Regions from separate parts of the Homo sapiens genome. Here region 1 is linked to region 2. Evidence: chromatin contacts called from ENCODE Hi-C or POLR2A ChIA-PET data. All regions are on one chromosome and are shown on one strand. The core of a region is the stretch at or near the end of the contact, and the rest is flanking DNA. Distances in the headings are between cores, read along the strand shown. Region 1 has its middle 59 kb from the start of AREG. Region 2 overlaps EREG (epiregulin).

Evidence for each region. Hi-C counts contacts between places; a loop is a spot of excess contacts on that map. ChIA-PET counts read pairs that join two places held with the same protein, here RNA polymerase II (POLR2A). Pooled maps may share reads with other maps.
Region 1: a map of endothelial cell of umbilical vein shows a loop between it and region 2 (5-fold over the local background). The contact joins two enhancer-like sites. A Hi-C loop is called at or near these places in 1 of 168 maps with a recorded cell type or tissue (endothelial cell of umbilical vein) and 1 of 50 pooled maps. POLR2A ChIA-PET finds 5 or more read pairs at or near these places in 3 of 52 experiments (AG04450, MCF 10A and WTC11).

What each region holds. Positions count from the first base shown.
Region 1 is chr4:74,500,773-74,507,535 of GRCh38, reverse strand. No RefSeq gene overlaps it. Among named protein-coding and RNA genes, the nearest start is that of AREG, 59 kb to the right of the region's middle. RefSeq lists an enhancer at 3,176-4,375. Within about 2 kb of position 1,780, at least 4 of the 41 ENCODE cell types and tissues checked have a DNase peak (open chromatin) inside an H3K27ac peak, as active enhancers do.
Region 2 is chr4:74,373,956-74,380,520 of GRCh38, reverse strand. EREG (epiregulin) reads right to left here. Exons shown (of 5, transcript NM_001432.3): 2 at 987-1,073. Among named protein-coding and RNA genes, the nearest start is that of EREG, 12 kb to the right of the region's middle. RefSeq lists an enhancer at 5,144-6,343. Within about 2 kb of position 4,505, at least 4 of the 41 ENCODE cell types and tissues checked have a DNase peak (open chromatin) inside an H3K27ac peak, as active enhancers do.

The DNA of each region.
Region 1 (6,763 bases), core at 531-3,030, 130 kb before region 2:
CTCTTTATCCAATTTGCCAGTCTGTGTCTTTTAATTGGGGCATTTAGCCCATTTATATTTAAGGTTAAGATTGTTATGTTTAAATTTGATCCCATCATTACGATGTTAGCTGGTTATTTTGCCCGTTAATTGATGCAGTTTCTTCATAGTGTCAATGGTCTTTACCATTTGTCATGTTTATGCAGTGGCTCATACCAGTTGTTCCTTTCCACGTTTAGTGCTTTCTTCAGGAGCTCTTGTAAGGCAGGCCTGGTGGTGACAAAATCTCTCAGCATTTGCTTGTCTGTACAGGATTTTATTTCTCCTTCACTTATGAAGCTTAGTTTGGCTGGATATGAGATTCTGGGTTGAAAGTTATTTTCTTCAAGAACATTGAATGTTGGCCCCCACTCTCTTCTGGCTTGTATGGTTTCTGCCAAGAGATCAGCTGTTAGTCTGATGGGCTTCCCTTTGTGGGTGACCCGAGCTTTCTGGCTGCCCTTAACATTTTTTCCTTCATTTTAACCTTGGTGAAGCTGACAATCTTGTTTCTTGAGGTTGCTCTTCTCAAAGAGTATCTTTGTGGTGTTCTCTTTATTTCCTGAATTTGAATGTTGGCCTTCCTTGCTAGGTTAGGGAAGTTCTCCTGGATAATATCCTGAAGAGTGTTTCCTAACTTGGTTCCATTCTCCCAGTCACTTTCAGGTACACCAATCAAACGTATATTTGGTCTTTTCACATAGTCCCATATGTCTTGGAGGATTTGTTTGTTTCTTTTCACTCTTTTTTCTCTAATCTTGTCTTCTTGCTTTGTTTCATTAATTTGATCTTCAATCACTGATATCCTTTCTTCCACTTGATTGAATCAGCTATTGATGCTTGTGTATGTGTCACGAAGTTCTTGTGCCATGGTTTTCAGCTCCATGAGGTAATTTAAGGTCTTCTCTACACTGTTTATTCTAGTTAGCCATTCATCTAACCTTCTTTCAAGGTTTTTATCTTCTTTATGTTGGTTTAGAACATGCTTCTTTAGCTCAGAGAAGTTTGTTATTACTGACCTTCTGAAGCCTACTTCTGTCACCTTGTCAAACTCATTCTCCGTCCAGTTTTGTTCCCTTGCTGGTGAGGAGCTGTGATCCCTTGGAGGAGAAGAAGTGCTCTGTTTTTTGGAATTTTCAGCTTTTCTGCTCTGGTTTCTCCTCATCTTTGTGGTTTTATCTACCTTTGGTCTTTGATGTTGGTGACCTAGAGATGGGGTTTTGGTGTGGATGTCCTTTTTATTGATATCGATTCTATTCCTTTCTGTTTGTTAGTTTTCCTTCTAACAGTCAGACCCCTCAGCTGCAGGTCTGTTGAAGTTTGCTGGAGGTCCACTCCAGACCCTGTTTGCCTGGGTATCACCAGCAGAGGCTGCAGAACAGCAAATATTGCTGCCTGATCCTTCGTCTGGAAGTTTTGTCCCAGAGGGACACCTGCCTGTTTGAGGTGTCTGTTGACTCCTATTGGAGAGGTGATTCCCAGTCAGGCTACACGGGGTTCAGGGACCTGCTTGAGGAGGCAGTCTGTCTGTTTTTGGAGCTCAAATGCCATGCTGAGAGAACCACTGCTCTCTTCAGAGCTGTCAGACAGGGACATTTAAGTCTGTAGAAGCTGTCTGCTGTCCTTTTTTCTACTATGCCCTGCCCCTACAAGTGCCTCTATAGAGGCAGTAAGCCTTACTGAGTTGTGGTGAGCTCTGCCAAGTTTGTGCTTCCTGGCCTCTTTGTTTACACTGTGAGCTACTGAAGCGTCAGCAATGGCGGATGCCCCTCCCCCTGTCAAGCTGCAGCCTCGCAGGTTGATTTCAGACTGCTGTGCTAGCAGTGAGCAAGGCTTCATGGGCATGGGACCTGCCGAGTCAGGCACAGGAGGGTATCTCCTGGTCTGCTTGTTGCTAAGACTGTGGGAAAGTGCAGTATTTGGTCAGGAGTGTACCATTTCTCCAGGTACAGTCTGTCATGGCTTCTCTTGGATAGGAAAGGGAAATCCCCTGATCCCTTGCACTTCCTGGGTGAGATGATGCCCCACCCTGCTTCAGCTCACTCTTTGTGGGCTGCACCCACTGTCCAGCCAGTCCCAATGAGATGAACCAGGTACTTCAGTTGGAAATGCAGAAATCACCCATCTTCTGCGATGATCTTGCTGGGAGCTGCAGACCAGAGCTCTTCCTATTTGGCCATCTTGGAAGCGACCCCTCTATTTTGAGTTTTTAAAGAAAACCCCATACTGTTTTTCAAAATGGCTGTACTAATTTACATTCCCACCAACAGTACGCGACAGTTCCCTTTTCTTTTTATCCCCACCAACATTTGTCTTTCTCTTTTTGACAAGAGCCATTCCTACGGGTATGAGGTGATATCCCATTGTGACTTTAATTTATGTTTCCCTGGTGATTAGTGATGTTGAGCATTTTTCCATATACCTGTTGGGCATCTGTATATCTTCTTTGGAGAAATGTCTATTCAGGTCTTATGCCCATGTTTAAATGGGATTTTTTTTTCTTGCTATCAAGTTGCTTTATTTTTAATTATTATGGTCACATAATAGTTGTACATGTTTTGGAGGTACATGTGAAATTCTGACCCAAACATACAATACATAATGATCAAATCGGGGTAACTGGGATATTCATCACATCAAGCATTTAACATTTCTTTGTGTTACGAACATTCCAATTCCACTCTTATTTATTTTGAAATATACAATAAATTATTGTTAACAATAGTCAGCCCATTGTGTCACTGAAAGAATATTAACCCCTTACTAGATGTGTGGTTTACAAATATTTTCTTCCATTCTATAAGTGGTCTCTTCACTCTGAAGTGGGTGTGTGTGTGTATATATGTGTTTGTGTGTGTGTATGTATGTGTGTTCTGTGCAGAAGTTTTTAGTTTGATATAATCCCATTTGTCTATTTTGCTTTTGTTGCCTGTGCTTTTGAGATCATATCCAAAAAACTTTGCCCAGACCAATGCCATTGAAGTTTTCCCCTATGTTCTTCAATATGCATTTTTCAAGCGGATGAATAAAGTAAAAAAAAAAAACCTATGGAAATTATGTGCTGTGTTTTCAGCATTATAATTACCACAGAGTTAAATATTTTGGTTGGCCCTGAGCCATCTACCAGACAATGTCCTTTCTGCTTCTCAGAAGTTGCAATTTAAGGTGGAATTCTAAAGCTGAGAGACAAGTTACATATCAGGACTAGTGGTTTAGTTCAGATCAAAAAGTATGTATTGAGCATAAACTATGTGTTAGGCACTATTTTAATTTCTGGAGTACAAAAGCAAATAAAAATATGATCTGTGCTCTTTAGAAACTTACAATCTAAAGGCAGATGAGCACACAGTAAATTTAAAGTTACTATGGCAACTATAACAAAAGGCATTTATATTAGTTAACTTAGCAGGGTCATTTAACAGAGGGAAAGCTACCTAGTACAGAGGGCAACTAAAATTTGTCTAGAATTATGAAAGAAAATTATTCAAATGAGAAAAAATAAAGGTGTAGGGAACTGCATGCAAAGGTGCATATAGCTAGAAAGGTGTGGCATTTCTGATAAAATAGAGGTCATTTAGTTCTATCACTACATGCAGTAAGAGTTGGACACTGCAGGAAGTGGGACTAGAAAGGCAGAAGTGCCTCCATCAAAGAAGTGAATGCGTCATTTCCCATGGCTCATTGTAACTACTCTCTGTGTGTCATGACTAACAATGTAATGACAAGCATAAAGAGTGTTATTCTTTCAGGATTGGTAGGGAAAAGAGGAAATGGACCTTGGTCAGCATCCCTGGAGAAGTCTTCCTACACACCATCTCAGGTCCTGATGCAATGAATTATCTCATATCTTCCCCAAAGTACCATCTCATTCAGTGAAAAGCTGAGTCGTTGGAGTGGGGTTGCCTTCATGACCCCAGACAAGCAGATCCACCAGTATGTAATTCCAGCTTGAGAGAGCTGCAGGCATATAACTCCAATCCATGAAAGCTGAGGCATGTCTCACAGCTGTGGGGAAGAGCCTCCCAAACCCATGGGGGCCCAACCTTGCACAGAAAAGCTGCAGGAACAGAACTTCCACTCAGTGGGTCCAGAACGTGAGACCTCTGTCCCAATGAGTATAGAGGGTAGAGTATTGGATCAAAGAAGATTATTCTGAAGCCTCAAGATTTAATGTTGCATGTGCTGTTGGATTTTAGACCTGCCTGGGAGATGTCATTTCTTTCTTTCTTTTTTTCATGTCTCTCCCTTTTGGATGGGAATTTCTGTCCTATGCCCTGTCCCACAGTTGTATTTTGGAAGCACATAACATGTTTGAATTCACAGGTTCAGAGCTGGGGAGCTATTTGCCTTAGGATGAATTCTATCTTGAATATTACCCATATCAGATTTAGATGATATTTATATGAGACTTTAAATTTTTGAGTTGATGCTGGTGTCACTTAAAACTGTCGGGGCTATTGGGATAAAATAAATCTCTCTCACACGTGAAAATAAAATGAACTTTGGGGTTCCAGGGGTAGAAGGCTATAGTCGGGATATTTTTGTACCCCCAAAATTCATATGTTGAAATCCCAACCCCCAAAGTGATGGTATTAGGAGGTGGTGCTTTTGGGAGGTGATTAGGTTATAAATGGCAGAGTCCTCATGAATGGAATTAGTGTCCTTATAAAAGAGGCCCAAGATAGATTCCTCACCTCTTACATCATGCGAGGACAGAATAAAGAGCATCATCTATGAACCCAGAATTTGGTGATCTCACCAGACACCAAATTTGCTAGCATCTTAATCTTGGACTTCTCAGCCTTGAGAACTGCAGAAATACATTTCTGTAATTTATAAATAACCCAGTTTATGGTATTTTGCTATAGCACCCTGAATGGACTAAGACAGTTATGAATAAGATAAAACCCACCACTTTTTACTGAAATAAAATTTTTCACTTGGTTTGGATATGATGATGGTTGTTTCTGTCAGGTTTTGACTAACCATACTTAATCTTCAGGTAAAGCTGGGGTGGAGCAGAGGTTTTGGTTAATAGTTCTTCTAACACTTTAAAAACTCCTGTCAGGAAGCATATCATGACAACATTTAGTGTGTTAATAAAATGTAACATTGGGCCCAGAATGAATTTGATCATCCAGTGGATCAAATTTTCATGCTGCTTGGCTTCTGAGTGAAGATGCTGCTTGTGTGACTTGTGGAACCTAGAGCAACCCCACAGAGATCCAAAGCTGAAGAGAATTGTTAGGGCAAGAATAAGCTTAGAGACTGCAGGCAGTCATTTTTCTCAGCATGGGAAAACAATAGAATAGATTTTGAAGATCCAGTATGAAAAAAATGTAAACTATCTTATTAAGAAGTTTATATTGATTACATGTTAAATGATAACATTTCAGATATACTGGGTTAAATTAACTAGATGATTAAAAGTAACTTCACATTGTTTCTCTTTTTAATAGTGTAGCTACTAGTAAATTTAAAATTAAACATGCACATCTTATTATGTTTCAGCTAGACAGTACTACTCTAAAAGCATGTTTCAAAGTACATAAATGATCATTCTCTTGACGTCACCTAATTTCATGTGTGTGTCATTTCATAAGGTGTTTATCAACATTTTTTGGAACTTGTAGTTAATTTCAGTCAGCTTCTTATGAAGGCCACATAAACAATGTAGCTTGAAAGAGTCTGATGTATTTTCTTGCCTAAACATCCTTATTCCATGTGGGATGTGGCATGCCATCTTTCCTCTAAACCACAAATGATGAGCAATCTACAAACACTTCATGTGGATTATATGGGTTATCAACTGAATGTTCTTCCTGTGGGTATAAGAGTAACTCTGACTAATGAAAATCTTACAGAAAATTTCCAGCTGCCTCTTAAGGCATCAGCTGTCAATTTATATCCAATACCAAAATACATTTTTTGATTTATACAGGAAATGACCATTGATAGGTTCAGAAATTATAAACACAGAGAACCAAAAATACAACTGTTTAATTTCATGCTGGAGGAGAACACAGATATTCATTATTAAAATACAACATAAATGATTTAACCTTAATTGAACTATATTCCCTCAGAACTTAAGTTTGTGAGAATGGCTGGGTAAGGTGTGGCATCCTAGGAAAATGGAAATGCTGGAGAGTGACATCAGCAAGATGGTTGACTAGAAACTCCTAGTGCCCTTTTCCCCTCACACACATAGAAAGGCCCCAAAATAACAAATAAACAACTACATTTTGACCGAAATAACTAAAGGAGAACACTGAGCAACAGCAAAGATGCAGCAGAAATTCTGTAAAGGAAACTAAACGTGGCCATGTAGAGAAGAGACGGAAACATCTTGCCTTTGTCACCCCATCTCTCTAGTGGAGATCAGCTTGGAATCAGGAGGGGCTTTTCCCTGTGGAGAAAATGTAAGCAAACAGACCCCAGTGCCCCCCATCAACCCTGCACCTGCAGTCTTTGCTACTGGAGACTTCTGAAGTCCTCACAGTCTCTAAGCCCAGCTGAGGGAACTCTCAGACTCCATAGACTTCTCCTTCCAGAGAAGGAGCTGACACTGTACCTAACCCCTGTGGCCAGTGCTGCTGCTGCTGCTCTGTGCTATCTTCTAGCAAAAGCCACTGCAAGAGTGTGTTCTGCTTTGGGGTCAAGTGGCCATTGCATCCTTCCACTGCACCGTGCCTACCCAGTAGCATGCCATCCCCAAGAAGAGCTGCTGATATGTCCTACTCAC
Region 2 (6,565 bases), core at 3,256-5,755:
GTTACCATTAATGAAATTAACCAGTCTCCCAATATCTCTGATAATGAGGCCTGAATCCAAACTAGACAAACCCTGAGTGAGAAAGGCCTCTGGTAGACAAATAACAGCAATGAAAATAGGAGCCTTTGTGTAAAATTCACTTTAGAAAGCTTTAGATACCAAAATGTGAAAGATGCTTATAAAATTACTTTTAAAATAGCAATTTGATTGTAATACTCTTGCCCAAATAACCAAAGAAGGAAAAAAAAAAAGATGATGCGGAGGAGGCTGACCAAACCTGCGGAGGAGGCTGACCAAACCTCCAGAGAACCTGATGGTGAGGGACAAAAGATAAAGTTGTTATGGAAAATATCCTGCTTCCTCAAAATAACTCAGTTATCTTGATTCAATAACTCAGAATGAAGATAAAGCTGATCCCCCTTGGACCATATCTGGAGTCCACAGTCCTCGAGGGGAAAAAACTGTATTACTTATCTTTGTATCTGTATGCCTTAGCACAGCGTTTGGTGCATACTACATACTCGATAAATGTTTTCTGAATGAACACTGTGCCTAGAAAGAAACGACTATCATTTGTTCTTCTTACAAAGAGAGAGAGAGGGGTAGAAAGAGAGAGATAGAGAACCTATTCTGTACAAAGTTTTCCTGTTTTGCTGTTTTGCCTGGAATCCAGTCAGTGTGGTCTCTGAGGATGTTTCGCAGTAAAGTGCCAGGAGACGGCCAAAGGGAATGCAATTTTTTGTTGTTGTTGTTCCCTATCTCTTCACAATCAAATCTGTGTATATAATTTATCCGGTCCCTCTCCTACCAGTTATTCCTTTATATAATTTTTTCAGAACATTAGTTTATATGGTGATTTAAAAAGTAATATAGCAGCTATTCTTACCCTTTTTTAAAAAATTATCACATACTTATAGTCTTTGAGTTTATATTTCTGTTTAAAAATATGTAGTCTCTTGATGCCACATTGACAAACTTGGGCTTACCTAAAGCTGTGCAGTTATCACTGGACTCTCCTGGGATACATGATGGAATCACAGTTGTACTGAGGACTGCCTGTAGAAGATGGAAACCTATTTATGAAGAAAAATCGAATATATAACTAATGTGTTAAGGAAAGAAATCTTGATCAAATTTCTACATAACTGCAGTACTTATAGAGTTGTTTTGTTTCACAGATTTGGTCCATCAAAACCATAAAACAAAATAATTCATGGAAACAGGCATGTAACAGAAAATACAAACTCCCCCAGCTATTCTGTGGAAGGATAAAAGCCTTGGCATTACATTCACGGTTACAGATTTGACCTGCTCTAAATATTTCACAGTAACATTTTCAAAGATTTGATTTTGAAGTTTGATTTCTTAAGACGCACATCAGTTGGAGAATTTCCACTGTTTTATTCCATCATGTGTTCAGAGAAATGCTCCTAATCAGACCCCATCACAAAAAAAGGCTCTAAATAAAAAATCGGTTTCCACTTACAGTAACAACAAGAAACTCAACCTAAGAAACATTCATTATTGATTTATGTACCTAAGTTACTCTTTGCATTGCATTACACATGAGTATAGATTTTAATTAATACAGTGAAAGCTAGGTAAAATCAGAATATATCTTGTCTAATATGAGGAGGAACAGGCATCCCAGATGAACCATACTGAGCCCTAGAATCCAGTTTCTATCAGCATAGGAAGAGTCTGAATCAGCTGTTTCATCATGTGTATTCAGTGAAAAGATAAAATTTTGGAACATAGATATCAAGAATGACTCAAGTACTTTCTGAATTGTGTAGGAATCATCATAAGAAGAACCCTTGTAATTTCACAGATGTTTAGTTAAGAGCTTTAGCTGCTTCTGTTTAAGCTTTAGGTATTTGCACTTCAAACACTCTTTCCAATTTATTTAAGTAACTGTTATATAGTAAATACTAATGGTGGTGGTAGTAGTAGTAGTAGCAGCAATTAAGCTCCACTAAATTAATTAATGGCTTCAGCTTGCAATTGCTTTGGGGAATAACGAATTTCAGAACTGAGATTTGAAAAAAATTAGACATATTTTGTTTGAAGAAATGAATAATACCTACCGTGGGGGATAATGACATGTGTGTTAAGCTTGCTTTTTCTACACCCTAAAGGTTGTCTTTTGAGAATAAATACCTCCTATGTGATTTTGTTTAGTCGGTTGGACATTTTCGTTTGGATTCCGGTGCTTATTGGCCTAGGGTGCGTGATAACTAGAATGACTTCCTACTCCTGAAAATTCTCCTTGACTGATAGGCAGCTAGGTAAATGTAATCTAGGTAAAATCAGAATATATCCTATCTAATATGAGAAGGAATAGGCATGCCAGATGAACCACACTGAGAATCCAGTTTCTGTAAGCACAGGAAGAGTTTGAATCAACCTGTTTCGTTGAAGTAGCTAAGTAAGTGGTAACTGTTATGAAAGGATGATTAATGCCTCCATAAAGGCAACAAAATATATTCAACTTTCCATTTCTTTCACAGTTCAGACAGAGGACGATCCATCTCTTGAACATGTACTATGTACCAGTGATATAGTTTGGCTCTGTGTCCCCACCCACATCTCATCTGGAATTGCAATCCCCATGTATTGAGAGAGGGACCCGTAATCCCCATGTGTCCAAGGAGGGAGGTGATTGAATCAATGCGGGTAGTTTCCTGCATGCTGTTCTCAGGATAGTGAGTGAGTTCTCATGAGATCTGATGGTTTTATAAGTGTTTGGAAGTTCCTCCTTCCCGCCTCTCTCTCCTGCCACCTTGTGAAAAAGGGGCTTGCTTCCCCTTCGCCTTCGGCCATGATAAGTTTCCTGAGACTTCCCCAGCCATATAGAACTGTGAGTCAATTAAAGTTCTTTCCTTTATAAATTACCCAGTCTCAGGGAAGTCCTTTATAATAGTGTGAAAACAAACTAATACAACCAGGTATGGTCCTATTCACCTTATCTGTATTATATTATTTAGTCCTCTCAGGGCCAATTTGAGGAAGATACTATTATTATCCCCATTAGAGAAAACTAAAGCATAAAGAGTTTAAATAACTTTTCCCAAGGATACATATTGTTAAATGGGCCACTTTATAGAATTTGGAAATAGGCAATAATACTAGAGTATAATGGACATCACAGAGAACAAATTATGATAGCTGTAATTGAAGTAGAGTATTTAACCCAACATAGAGGCCACAAATTATGGTGGAAAGGCAGTCTTGTGAGGAAAACTTGAGCTACGTGATCTTGAAAAAAAATTAATTTACTTTTCTGGGTGTTAATTTTTCCTATCTTATAGATTTTTGGGGAGAATACAGTGAAATAAACTAATGTTTTTTTTTTTTTTTTTCTGAAATGGCTGTCACAGCCCATAAATGTTCCTTGACTCTCAACTTCTAGCCTCTGGTTTTAGCAGTGTATGTGGACAGTGCCCTCTTCTGGTTTATAACAAGTTTGTCTATCTCTGTAATTTGGTACTGTAAAGAAAGATTTAATTCGTGTAATACAAGAATTTTATTTTTTCTCAGTTAGAGAAGGCTTGTATCTGTTAAGCCGATTGTATATTTTTGGGTTCTGAAAAGTAAATTACACATCGGCATCAGCATCATAATGTATAACTTCATATATCAAATTTCACACTTAATTCTGTGAAGTAGTTATTAGTCTCAAATACCCTCAGTGTATTTAAATTAAATGTCTTGTCTAAGATCACTTGTGACCACAGAAGAGAAGAGTTACAAATTTATCTTTTGAAATCAAGTCTCCTGTTCTTCAACAATTTGAAAATTCTGTTGTCTTTAAAGTTCAGAATTATCCCCTCCCCACTCCATGCTTTTTCTACAATATAAATGCTGCTTCAATTGCTCTTGTGGAACTACAAAAAATATATTTTTGTTGAATGACAAAGAAATAGCTAAAGCCTAGATTTCATTGTCAGTTGAACAGAGTTGAAAACTATTTCACTAAGCTTTTTATGGAGGATAAGCTAGATTCTCATTCAAGTCAATTTTGTTTTATATCCCAATAATAATTTCACCATACTTTCACTACTGAAGAATGAAATCCTTTAACTAATACAGTTTCCTCGGTACAAATTGGAGTTTTAGTTGCACGTGCTTACATCCTTGACATTCCTATTCCTACATATTTCTTCAACTGAGGAAAGCTTTGGAGGAGACATTACCAATTCTCCCTCCAGGAAAATGCTAGCCAGGGGGAAAAAAATGCACATTTGAAGCTAGTTTCTCTATCCTTTGCATAAACTAAAGCCTAACCTTTCCTGCTTGGAATTGCCTCCAATTGCAACCTGCAACTATTATAGAATCCAACTTACTTTGGAGTGTTGCTGTTAGTCTTCTTTTTTAAAGGTTTTTAGTAGTTGTTAGTTTTTCCACCGTTGGAAACTTTGTTCCAGTTGTTCAGGCCACAGGTGAAATGTTTGTCTTTGTTAATTAAAGAATGTTCAGCCCAGGGTGTGCCTCCACAAAGACTGGACTTTCCTTACTCGTGACGCTCCCTTGGACACAGTCCATCGCTCAGGATAGTTTCTGTGAGACTTGCTGCATTAATCCTACAGCAGGATATTTTACAGGTGGAATCGTATATAATTTTAAATGTTCCTTTCAAATTAAAGTGTATAACTGCAATTCCATCATGGATGGATGTGGCCAAGAAAACAGCAAAATTAATTCTAAGTCATGTCCATCTGCACAGCACTATTGCTTTAAAATAGTGGTTCTCAAATGTTCCTGCAATATGCGTCTGCTCCCAAACACTTGCAAACTAGGGTAGAAGAGTGAATGCGATCCAATGAATAAAAAATCTATCTCCAGAGAAATATTACATCCACTATCCTGTTAACCTTAAGAATCGCTGGTCAGGCCGGGCGCGGTGGCTCACGCCTGTAATCCCAGCACTTTGGGAGGCCGAGGCGTGCGGATCACGAGGTCAGGATATCGAGACCATCCTGGCTAACACGGTAAAACCCCGTCTCTATTAAAAATACAAAAAAAAAAAAAAAAATTAGCCAGGCATGGTGGCGGGCGCCTGTAGTCCCAGCTACTCAGGCGGCTGAGGCAGGAGAATGGCTTGAACCCAGGAGGCGGAGCTTGCAGGGAGCGGAGATCGCGCCACTGCACTCCAGCCTGGGCGACAGAGGAAGACTCCCTCTCAAAAAAAAAAAAAAAAAAAAAAAAAAAAAAGAATCGCTAGTCATTACTTTAATGAGTCATACAGGGAGGGAATAAATGCTAAAGCATGCATATATTTCCTTAATGTCAGGCTTTTCATGACCTTAGTGTTGTTTGAACATAATTTCTCTATGATTGGACCTCAAATACTATATTTGGCTTTTTCATTCTTGACAGTAGATTCTTCCTAAGCAAATAATTCACTACGATACTAAATATTTTAGATAGTATCTATGTCAAAAAAACAGATCTGGTGGCATTTCTTGTCTGGTGGCATTGGTAACTAAGATACAGAGGAATTTCTTGCCAGGTGATATAACACAGATGATCTGTAAACTCAAAATTGGCAGTTGGCGCTTCTTTTACAATACAGCTGCAAAAATGGAAATGCATTCAGAGGTCATTGTTTCTATCAAATTTCCAAATGGGTTTTAGGAATGTGAACCTCACCTATATATCTCTCTGCCTTCATTTTTCAGATTATGTTTCAGTGAAATCTCAGATGTGCCAGCAGGAAGTGGTGCCAGTGACTCAGAGGATACAAATCGCCTCTTCCCTGTGAGTCAGGACCGAGCCTACACCCTTACACAATATTGGGGACCGCGCGTGGGAGAGGTTGAGTGCCATCATAGGAATGGCAATAGCAGTAAATGTCGTGGGCCCTGGAGCACTAAGAAGTGGTTGCCCAACAGTCAGACAAAATGCCAGATGTAGAAAATGTACTTCCTATTGCATACGGTTTATTTTGACCTTGCTTCATTTTTATTTATATTTATTTTGTTTTTCGAGGCTCTTACTCATTTGCCCAGACTGGAGTGCAGTGGTGCAATCACTGCTCACTGCAGCCTCGAATCCCTGGGCTCAATGATCCTCCCATGTTGGCCTCCAAAAATGCTAGGATTACAGGCTTGAGCCATTGTGCCTGGATTTACCTTGCTTCCTAAGGATTGCACTGAGGGCTCATCCAGAAGGAGGCCAGTACAGAGGAGGCTAGGATTTGGTGACTGGATGACCAAGCCAAGTCAGCAAAATAATTGCAAATCTTAGGGTAAAATGACTATTCTGGAAAACAATCAAGAAAATAAAAATGATCCAAATTAAAATCAGATAGATTACAGAATAAAAGAAATGCATCTCATTTTCCCAGTTTAACCTTTTAGGCTATTTAGACCAGAAAAGCAAACTTGTGCAGAATCATAGCATTTGTCCAGCCCAAACACATAGCAAAATCCTCTTTGTTCACACTTTTGCTGTGGTCACATGCCAACCTACTCAGACTGTTCATTTTCTACCATCTTCCATGGCAGTCTGTGATTTTAGAATTTGTCTATAACGTAATAGGCTTGTTGGATCTTGTGTGCTT